Regions from separate parts of the Mus musculus genome. Here all the other regions are linked to region 3. Evidence: chromatin contacts called from ENCODE POLR2A ChIA-PET data. All regions are on one chromosome and are shown on one strand. The core of a region is the stretch at or near the end of the contact, and the rest is flanking DNA. Distances in the headings are between cores, read along the strand shown.

Region 1 (3,528 bases), core at 122-2,621, 170 kb before region 3:
GGAGAAGTATGTTCCACCTGAAGGGAGGGGCACCCTGTCCGTTTATACATCAAGGGCTTCCTAAGTGCAGGCTGTGGGAGTGGTCATCTCAGACACACAGGAAAACCTGAGCTACTTGCTATGTGCTGACAACTAGGTGACAGTGTAAGATGGGCAGTGTGACATGCACAACAGGGGCAGATACTTCTGGAAGTCCTTGGAAAAGAGCGTGACCAGAAAGACTTCTAGCCCAAGAGTCTAGGGCTCCCAGGGGGAGGACAGCCAAGGTAGTGCCACACATGAAGTGGCATTGGACCCTGGGCTCTTCCCTGGTCATATCAACCAGCCCCACCTTTGACACCGTTTCCCTGTCCCCAAACAGGTCTACCTGCTATCCCCGACATGACAGGATGTCGGAGCACCTGTGGTGGGAGCTGCCCTTTCCCAGCCCCAAGTGTTGATGCAGCTGTAGTCCTCCAGAACGCCCACAGTCAGGGTGAGTGGCCAGTACAGCCTAGGGACAGAACCACCCACCCCTAAAGGTCACGGGTACACCACACACACACCCTGCTGCAAAGCTTAAATATGCTGCCACCACCAATACTAATGACCAAATGTCCAAGAAAGGAGTTATGGGTGTCTGTGCTGAACAACCTCAAGGTCTTTGCGTGTCTGTTCCGGATCCTGTAAACTTTTGGGTTATGCCTCACCACTGCTTTCTGGTCGATTTAAGCAAGACTAGGGTGTGGTCAAAGGTCAGTCTGAAGGGGTTCAGACTCCACCTCCTGGAAGCCACGTCTGCAAACCCCAAGTCGTTGATTCCCTGCGCTTCTACCTGAGCCCATAGAGACCAAATGGGGCCATCTAACGCTTCATGCTGGGAAACAGGGGCGGATCCTGCTCCGCTCCCGCACAAGCCACGCCCAATTCCCCACCCACAACCACGCCCCCTGAACGTCACAAAAAAAGGCCCCCAAAGCCGCAGCTGCCACTCCGCAGCGCGCAGCCCGGCCCTGCCGGCCACCCCGCACACAGGCATCCGCGGAGCTCTTCCGGCCGGAGGCGACGGCGGCCTCCGGAGCTTCGGAAACGCAAGGCGCCTGCGCGGCAGGGCGGGGGACGACGACTACACTTCCCGGTGTGCCCCGCGGGCGGGCGCGCAGACACATTCCGGACCCGGTGGAGGCGTCGCACAGGCGCATTCTAGACCCGGCAGTGGCGCGCAGGTGCATTTCCGGCCCGGCAGCAGCGGCGCGCAGCCGCACTCTAGGCCCGGGTGTGGCACGCAAGCGCTTTCGGGGCCCGAAGGAGGCACGCAGGCGCATTCGGGGTCGGGAGCCGGTGCGCAGGCGCATTCGAGGCCCGGCGGCTGCGGCGCGCAGGCGCGTTAGGCGCGGGCCGGGCCGGGCCGAAGCGAGCGCCGGGCGGGCAGCGGCGCCAGAGCGAGTGGAGCCTTCGGGGTCCCCGGGTGGCGGCGGCGGCGGCGGTGCAGAGGAGGAAGGCGGCGGCTCTCCCCCTGCCGGCGCGCGACCCGGTCCGTCTCGCGAGCTCGCGCCGGTCCCGCGGCCCGGCCCGGCCCCGGGCCCCTCCGTCGCCGCCGCCGCCACCGCCATGGCCCGGCCGCTGGTGCCAAGCTCGCAGAAGGCGCTGCTGCTGGAACTGAAGGGGCTGCAGGAGGAGCCGGTGGAGGGCTTCCGGGTGACGCTGGTGGACGAGGGTGACCTGTACAACTGGGAGGTGGCCATCTTCGGGCCCCCCAACACCTACTATGAGGGCGGCTACTTCAAGGTGAGCAGAGCCTCAGTTTCCTCTTTGTGCCTGCCTCTCTCCCAGGCTCCTCGTGCAAAGCGGCTCCTCCCTTTTTTGTTGGGCACGTGCTGACCTTACCCCGGGGACTGGTCTCCCTAAGCTGTCCTCCAACAGGCTACAGGATCAGGGACTGCTAATGTATGCCGCATGCCCAGGCAACTCCCCACCACGAGACGCAGGGGCCTCTAGAGCCTGCTGCTGGTCAGCGTGTTCCCAGGTTGTCCTACACTGGACTAAACTTGTACCTGGGAAAGGATCTTTCCCTGTTGTCCCCACCCTTCCATAATGCTTCTGGTAAAGGGTCTCTCCGGGGACAGTTGTTTTCCTTCTTGTCCCGTCCCCCTCTCAACCCCCCCCCTCCGGTTAGTTCCCCCTACCCCAAGACACAGAAGCCTCTGGAGCCCCCTGCTGGCAAGCATTTTCCCAGGTTGTTCCTCACCCTACCAGCATGTGGTAAAACCTGGAAAGGTTCTTAGGTTGTCCCAAGACATAAAGGACCACGGGCAGCTGCTAGCTGGTATCCCAAGGCCCTGCCCCCTACGCTGGAACACAGAACCAGGGCAGCCGCTGGCCGATGTGTCCCCAGAGAAGGGACGTGTAGCCTGGACAGCCACCTGCTCCAGTTCCAGTAGAGGCCCTGATAGGGCCTTGGCAGCCTTGCCTGCTTGGACAACAGCCACCTTTAGCCCTAGCCAGGCTTTATGTAATGCATTCCAAGGGGGCAGTGGGGGGTCCACCCTGAATCTTGGAGCCACACCCTGGGTTCCTTCTTTGGGCCCTGGACCCTAGAGCTCTGTGTTTGCCCCACCCTGACAGCCTTTCTCAGGTTCCACTGAACAGGTGGCTTCTTAGGGGCCTGATTTTTCCTTCTAGATAGTGTCGTCTGCCCTCTGGTGGCTTCACGCTCAATGCACCAGATGTTCTTGTGGTTGGGAGCAGGGAACACTGGGAAGCCTCCAACACTGGAAATGTGTGGCCAGCTATAGGTACCCCCATCAGCACAGTTAGATCATCCTGCTTACTGGGGGCTAGAATAACTAGCAGAATCACAGAATCTCATGCTAGGGCCAAAAGGGACAAGATGAGGACCGGGTGGATGCACAAATCCCAGCCAATCTAGGGTCCCTAGTGTAGGGCCATGGTAGATATTTGTTTGTGTGTCTTCTTCCTTGCCTCCCACCTGGATGTGGTCTGAATTAAGAAATATCTGGATGCTCTTAGCACCTTGTCTCCTGTATTTGCTGGGAGGGGCAGTGGGAACTGCCAGGAGGACAAGTTCTGTTCAGAGCAGGGTCACCTGACCTGTTCCTCATCTGTAAAGGGATTGTGGGTAGAGTCTCCTAGACTCACATAATTCTTGAGATAGCTTAGGATGCTCGGCAAGATGTCAATCAAGTCTGTCAGCGTGGGAGCCTCCTGTATGGTGTGGGTGGCTGAGACATGGGGAGACTCTGTAAGGGGGCAACTGTGAGGAGCTTCGTCTGGACAGCCCAGCCTGTTTCACTTTGGGGCTGTCCAGGAAGAGGTTGGGAGCACCCTTCCTGTTCCTGAGCCTCAGTTTGCTCATCCGTATAAAGCATCCGGAGCCACAGACGTGAGGGGTGTTGCAGCAATCCCACTTTCCCCTGCTCTCCTGAGACATCAGGGCTGACAGGCCACACTGGATGTGTGTGTCAGCAGATCCTCTAGCTTGAATTCCTGGCCAGCTCTGAGGTCACAGGCCAGTCTCCCTAAGGGCTC
Region 2 (3,344 bases), core at 138-2,637, 130 kb after region 3:
AGTTAAGAAAGAGGATAAGGTCTACTGTCATCCAGCCGACCCTGTCTCTGACTAGACATTGGGCACCCACCCGGAGCCCTGAGGGTGTGGAGGGCAGGAAGGAAGATGGAGCATGGGCTCATCTGCAGCCAATGAACTGGGGCCTGAGGGGATGCCCACAGCTGTCTTGAGCTCAAGCTAGATCTACCTATGAAACCCCCGAACGCTCAGTTCTGAGAAGCACCAGGAGTGAGTCCCAAACTCACCAATGCCCTCCAATATCAGCATGCCAGCCACCAAGCCATGACCCCAACACCAGAAGGCCCAGGCAGCTCCTCAGAGAGAGCCTGGTGCCATCCCTCGAGTAGCCTTTGTGACCGAGAACCGGGATCTCCCGGGAGCACATGAAGAAGACACAGCCAGGGCAGGTGCTGGCTGTAGAGGTCCCTGGCCAATCTGGCTGTGACTCTGTGGCTGACCCTAGTGAGATGACCTCACCCAAAGCCACAGAAAACCTGGCAAGAGTCTGAAAACAGTGAAGTAACAGAAAATTTGAGCAGTGACACTGGGGGGTAGGGGGCTGTCCCCAGGGGGTTGGTTCAGGGTGTGCTGGAATGGGACTGACTAGTAGAGACTGGACTGAGAGAATCAGGGTAGAATAGAAATGACAGGCGGGACAGGGCCTCCAGCACAGGAGGTGGTCTACAGTGGAAAGTCAGGAATGGAATGGAAATGACCATATTGTTCTCAGTGGAGGTGCAGGACAGGATGGGAGTGACAGGTGGGAAGGTGGACCTCGAGTCCAAAATCCTACTCCAAGAGGACACTGGGCTCTGGTCTTGAGTGGAAAAATTTGGGGCCTAGGCTCCCAAGTGGCAGACTGAGGCCAAAGGGCAGGAGGCGGGGCCTGAGAGCTGAGGAAGTGAGGACCAGAGATAGCATCTGTAAGAGTGGTATCAGGGTATCCAGGCGTCAGGAGCCAAGTGGTAAAGTTGCCGGGGGTGGGCGAGCGGATGACAGCTGGGGTCAGGGGTCAGAGGTCAGGGGTCAGAGGTCACCTTGAGCAGAACGAAGAATTCAAAGAGGCGGCGGAAAGCAGGTGGGAAGAGGCGTGAGTAGGTGACGGCCATCTTGAAGAAGAGAGCGTGGAAGAGCCGGTCGCGCACGTTGATGAGCGGGTTGGGGTTGAGATTGGGGCCGCGAGGGCCGCGCACGGGCGCCGCGCCACCACCCCCGCCGCCGTTGGGCCCGGGCCCTGGGGCTGCCGCGTGCTCCGACATCACCGCCCCGCGTCACCCCGGCGGCCGCCGGCTGACCCCCGCCGCGTCCCGGCCGCCGGATCCCCCCCGCCGCCCCCGGCCGCCGCCGCCGCCTGCCCCTTTGCTCGCGTCCGTCCGGCCCGCGACGCCGGCGAGAGCGCCGGGCCAGAGCGCCGCCCGTGCGCGGGGCACGCTGGGATCGCCGCGGCCGCCCGAGGAGGCCGGGCTTCAGGGCCGAAAGGCGGGCACCACGAGTAGTGGGCGGAGCCTGACTTTACACATTTCATGCGGGTCGCCTCAGCGCTAAAGGGCAGAGTACCATGGAGTTCAGTTTATTTTCCTAGTGCTCCTTCAAGCTTTGTCCGGTCTCGTTTGCAGTGAGCTTGCAATTTGCAGGGGCTACACGGAGTGCATTAAAGAGCAGCCCCGTTTGTTTGCATATATTCACTCCCACATACTGTGGCACGGCCTGGGGTGGAGTCGTGTGTCACGATTCATTTGCATTGAGCTTTATCTTTATATATGTGAGTACACTGTCGCTGTCTTCAGTCTCACCAGAAGAGGGCATCAGATACACCAGAAAGGAGTTGTGAGCCACCATAACGGAGGCTGGAACTTCAACTCAAGATCTCTGGAAGAGGCGTCAGTGCTCTTAGCCATGTCTTTAGCCCAGAGCTCTATCTTAAGCATTGAGCGGCAGTGTCGGGTGTAATTCGTTTGGTTTGTGGAGGGATCCAGGTTAGCGGTGGGCGATCTGTGGGGCGTGGTCTCAGAAACAAGCTAAAACATTTGCATCCACCTGCGGGCGGGGCGACGTTGCCCGTCGTATTTGTATATGGTTTCCTATTGGCGGAGAATTAGAGGGGGCGGAGACGCACTTAGTAAGGCCTATTTACATAGGGCTTCACTCTGGCCACAGCCTCACTTAGGGGCGGGGTCTGCTGAGGACTCATTACCCACCCTGCCCTGGGAGGCAGGGCTTCCTAACTGCTCATTAGCATAATGTTTTCATTGGCGGCCGCAGCGCTGAAGGGCGAAATTCCATGGATAGTTTACTAGCAGACAGTTTCACCATCGCACCAGTATCACGGATTCCGCGCTGATCCGGCTACCACTGAGGGGCGGAGCCTCGTAGTGCCTGTCTAATTTGCATATGACTTCCCAGAAGGCTTCGCTGGCACAAGCTTCTCCCAGACAGCTATATTAATTAGTTAAATGTGAGCTTTCACGCGGATAGATAATTATTCTGAGCGGTGTTATGAGTGGTAGCCTTTCTTTTTGACATGTGAAAACGTTACTTTATCCAAACAAAAACAAAAAAAAATCATAATTACTGTATGTGAAAAGTAATTTGCTTCTCTGCCTTTAAATACCTGAGGCAAAAAACCGTCGCTTGTGCTCGCTTCGGCAGCACATATACTAAAATTGGAACGATACAGAGAAGATTAGCATGGCCCCTGCGCAAGGATGACACGCAAATTCGTGAAGCGTTCCATATTTTGTTTCATCTCAAAATAACGCAATTGACCCTTTGAAGTCTCCTTTTCTACTATAGCTGCCACATTCCCGTACAATTTGCCTGAACAAGGGCATTTATTGACCGGTTACTGCGCACTCGAAGGAAGCTGTCTGTTTTTAGGACGCAGCAGAGCTGTCTCTGTATGCACCGTGCCCTAACGTTGTGCGCCTTCTATATACCTCCAGCTTGAAGGAAGGACTAGGAGCATCTGTATGATGGAACAAGATGAGAATTTCTGCATCCGGACTGGGCGGCCAGGAAAAGGGCGGGGCGCTTTACCGGCTGAGCGAAGGGAACCCCTCCCTCCTAGCTTTCAGATACCCCAGAGTCACCGTCTGCTGTTACCCAGAGCACCTTGCAACACAGTAGGCACCTAATAAATGTACCAGTCTTGAAACTATTATGGAATACACTTGTCACTTGTTTGAAAATAGGAAACGTCCCTGGGTGACCCGAGCTTTAGAAAAACCTAGCCTGACCTTCGTGGAGAAGCAATGGGGTTCCCTCCAGCACAGGCCAACACGTCAGTCAGTCATATCGCTCACGACCAGAGCAAGCAAGGCTTGACTGAGAGATGGGATTTTACT
Region 3 (3,701 bases), core at 764-3,263:
TTGAAAAAGGAAGCCAGGATCTCCTGTGTGCTGGGCCAGTGTCCTAATGCTGAGCCATACTCCCAGCCCCTAACTGAGGCATTCTAGGCTGGGGCTCCACCCCTGAGCTACACTCAACTCATTGGGGAATTCTAGGCTGGGGTTCCACCCCGGAGACACACCCCTAGGCCCTCTTTGGGGGGTTCAAAGCAGAGGTTCCCCCTCCCCCTGCCCTCTTTACTATGTTGACCAACCTGGTCTTGAACTCACTCTGGCTAGGCATAGAGGCACAGACCTGTCATTTCACCACAGGATTCGGAAACAGGACAATCACTGCTGGCCAGTCTGAGATATGAATTCCAGGACAATCTGGGTCACAAAGTTGAGAATTTGTCTCAAAAACAATTCTAGCTGGGCATGGTGGCACACACCTTTGATTCCAGCACTCAGGAAGCAGGGGCAGTGGATCTATGTGAGGCCAGCCTCAGGCTGGGTCTCTGCAGCGCAGGGGTTGGGATTCGGAATTAAATGTTCCCCACTGGGTAATGGAGGTCTGATTCGGATCAGGAAGCAGATAAGGAATTGAAGGTGAACAAGACCATTCAGTGGTTCCGGGAAGCAAGGCGTGGTGGGGCTGGCCATTAACTCAGGAGGCAGATCTCTGGGCCTTAGAGGCCAGCAGGAGTTCGGTATAGCCAGGGCTACACACAAACCGTTTTCATAAGAAAGGTTCTGGGAGGTCTCTGAAATGGCTTTCAACAAACTCTGCTAGTGTAGACCTGTGCTTCTTGGACATGAGCAGCCTCCAACTTCACTGGCAGCCACCCGTGCAGGTTAGCTTCTGAGGGTGGGGCTCCTGCTTGGCACCAGCCACCCAGAGAACAAAAACTGGCAGCCAACCTTATCCCTGATGGTCCAGCCAGGACCTGATGGGAGTCCCAGAGGGCTCAAATCCTATGCCTTGTTGTGTGTGTGTATGTGTTTTCTAAATCCGCGAGACGGTCCTGATTAGTGATTCTGGGCCTTCAAGCTAGCTGCTGTGCCGGCTGGCTGGGGCCTGAAAGACCTCACTCCCAGCGCGGCCTCCATGGAAATCGGCAGCCGCCCCTAATCCAGGCTGGAATCCTCTGGCACCAAGCCCGCGTTGGGGCTCCAAGGCTGTTGGGCCCCTGGCCAGATCTGCAAGGAAACCAGTATAGCCGCCAGCCCCTTTGCCCCGCCTCCCACGAGCCCTGTATTACAGAAAAGGGAGGCCAGTGCTCTGGGCTCACCTCCCGTGCAGGGCGGAGGAGAAACTTTTCCCCCTTGCCTGGCTTTTTTTTTTTTTTTAGCAGATAACCAGGCAGACAAGAATCCGGATAGTTTGTGCCTTTGGGAGTCCTACCAAAGGATCTGTTTTATAGCCTGCACTAGGCCTTGGAGAACCCGTCTTGCTTTGTGATACCCCAGGACTGGAAGGCAGAATCCTGGCTGCTGGGGTGAAGGTACAAGAGGGCGGAGTTTCGTCCCTCCAGTGGATTCTGCGGCTGCTGAGTTTGTAGCCTCGTTTCCCCAGCTTTAGGCAGAACCAGCCACACTGCGGCTCCTTTCCTCGGTTTCCCCATCCCTGCGACACAGATGGAGCTTGGCTGCTGTGGGTAGACAAAAGACGGAAAGAGATGATTCACAATCTAGTCGCGACTGCGTCTATGAAGCACGTGGCCTCCACCTCGTTGCGATCTAGTCCAGGAGAAACTCGGTTGAAAGGCCAAATTCTGGCCACGTGACCACAAGCAAGCTAGGGCAATACGGGGTTTTCTGCCCGCTTCTAAGATGGCGAAGCAGCTTGCTTTACTCTCACGTTGGAGGCTAACGGCTTCCAGTGCCTGCTTGCAATATGGAGGCAACCTCCAGAATGCACGCTTCTCTGCGTCTGACCCGCCACGTACCCACTCTCAAGATGGCGTCCCACGGGTCGAACAAAGGCTCGCTCATTGGCTCAGATGGTATCACGTGCGTCTACTCATTCACTCCCTCCCCCTCCCCCACCGGCCGTTTCCGTCTTCCGTCTTGACTGACGGCCGTCCCGCCCAACAGCTGTCTGCTGTCTGGATGCGTTTCGCCCTTGGAGTAACCTTTTGACCAATAGAAGGCCCTGGCGGGGGCAGGCGGGGTTGACCACGCCCACAGACCGCAGCGGGAACCAATGAGGATCGCGCGCGGGGGACGTGTGCGGGCGTCTCCGCCATCTTGTGAGTCTATAACTCGGAGCCGTTGGGTCGGTTTCTGCTATTCCTGCGCCTCCGCTCCGTTCCCCGCGGGTCTCTTCCGTGTGCCATGGACGGGTAAGTCCTGCCGCGCCCCTCGCACGCCGCTCCGCTCACCACTCCGTCCCAGCCATCGCTGCCGCGCGCGTGGACTTTTGGCCCCCGCCGATCCCTCTAACCGCTGCAATGGGCGCGTGCGTGTGGCCTCGTTCCGCGTGGCGCGCTCGGAATCCCGGGCGTCTGAGGCCCTTAAGGAAGCCGGTTGGCTTAGGGCGACCGCACCCAGCTTTCGGCTCCCCTTAAGCCCCTCGCCCAGCGCACTTCCGGTGCCCGCGCGGTTCATCCGGAGGAACCCAGCGCCCCCCTCCCGCCCTCCGCGTGCACGCGCGCTCCCTCCGGTGAGACGCGCTCACTCGGAGCGGCTCGGCCGCTGCGATCCTTCCCGCCTGCCGTGCTCCAATCCGGCCGGCTCGCCCTGTGCCCCGAGCAATGTCGCTTCGCACGCCGCATGCGACCCCGGGTGCGCGCGCGTAGTAGGGCGCGCGCCCTGGTGCGGGCACGCGCGCGGACCTGTGCCGAACGCGCCCGCCCTTCCCGCCTGGGGGGAGGTGTCCGGAGGAGGCCTCCAGGGCCCCCCATTGGAGGGGCGGGTGGGCCAGAGTGAGGTTCAGTTCGGTCTCCGGTGTGGGCGCCGGCCTGGCATCCGTATCTCCCACATGCTTCCCGGATGCCCCCTCCACTGGCAACTTTTTGTAGTTTTCGGTTTGTTTTGGAGACCGGATCTCATTGTAGGCTGGTCTGAAAGATCTGCTTGCGCTTGCCTCTGCTTGCGTAGTGATGGGACTAAAGGCCTGCGTCACCAGGCCCCGACTTTTTTGTTGAAACTTTTTGTTTGGCTTTTGGATAAGGACTGGCCTTGAATTCCTGATTTTCCCCACCTTAACCTCCCTAGTGCTTTGAGTCACCAGGCTTAGTAAGCGGCTTTCCTTTTAACACGATTCTGAAAAGTAGTTTGGCCTAGCTTCAAGCTGAGTACCTATGGCAGTCCTCCTGCCTCAGCCTTCTAAGTGCTGAGATGACAGACAGGAGTCTCCAGTTGCCTCCTTTGAGCAACTTACCGAGGATCTTTGAGCGGGGTGTGGTGGTGCACACCTTTAATCCTGCCAGAGATAGGCAGATCGAAGTGAGTTCTAGAAGGGAGTGCAGAGAAATGTCGCAAAAGATTCTTTGAAAACAGTAAACCAAGCAGAGGGTTACACATACCCCAGCCACCACTTCTGGTGGAATCCCTTCACGAGGCAGACCCCTGAGAGCCATTTGGTAACCTGCCAGCTGTGGTAGGCTTGCTGCTGCCTGTAAGCAGGCTAGGTGTGAGGCGGCAGGGTGCAGTCACGAGGGGCTGGGGTTGATCAGTAACCTAGGGTGTATCCCGGCAGCTCTGTTGGTTTGTAAATGGTAACAAGGCCACTTTGCCTG

Evidence for each region. ChIA-PET counts read pairs that join two places held with the same protein, here RNA polymerase II (POLR2A).
Region 1: POLR2A ChIA-PET joins it to region 3 with 18 read pairs in embryonic stem cell. The contact joins the promoter of Cdc34 here to the promoter of Ptbp1 in region 3. POLR2A ChIA-PET finds 5 or more read pairs at or near these places in 3 of 5 experiments (Patski and embryonic stem cell).
Region 2: POLR2A ChIA-PET joins it to region 3 with 25 read pairs in embryonic stem cell. The contact joins the promoter of Tmem259 here to the promoter of Ptbp1 in region 3. POLR2A ChIA-PET finds 5 or more read pairs at or near these places in 3 of 5 experiments (Patski and embryonic stem cell).

What each region holds. Positions count from the first base shown.
Region 1 is chr10:79,680,824-79,684,351 of GRCm38, forward strand. It overlaps Cdc34 (cell division cycle 34), which reads left to right and starts at 1,372. Exons shown (of 5, transcript NM_177613.2): 1 at 1,372-1,767. The coding sequence starts at 1,591.
Region 2 is chr10:79,982,873-79,986,216 of GRCm38, forward strand. It overlaps Tmem259 (transmembrane protein 259), which reads right to left and starts at 1,388. Exons shown (of 11, transcript NM_001003949.4): 1 at 1,038-1,388. The coding sequence starts at 1,259. It overlaps Gm26243 (a small nuclear RNA gene), which reads left to right and starts at 2,634; the gene lies at 2,634-2,740.
Region 3 is chr10:79,852,419-79,856,119 of GRCm38, forward strand. It overlaps Ptbp1 (polypyrimidine tract binding protein 1), which reads left to right and starts at 2,014. Exons shown (of 14, transcript NM_001077363.2): 1 at 2,014-2,303. The coding sequence starts at 2,296. E130317F20Rik (RIKEN cDNA E130317F20 gene) reads right to left here and starts at 2,553. Exons shown (of 1, transcript NR_029447.1): 1 at 1-2,553.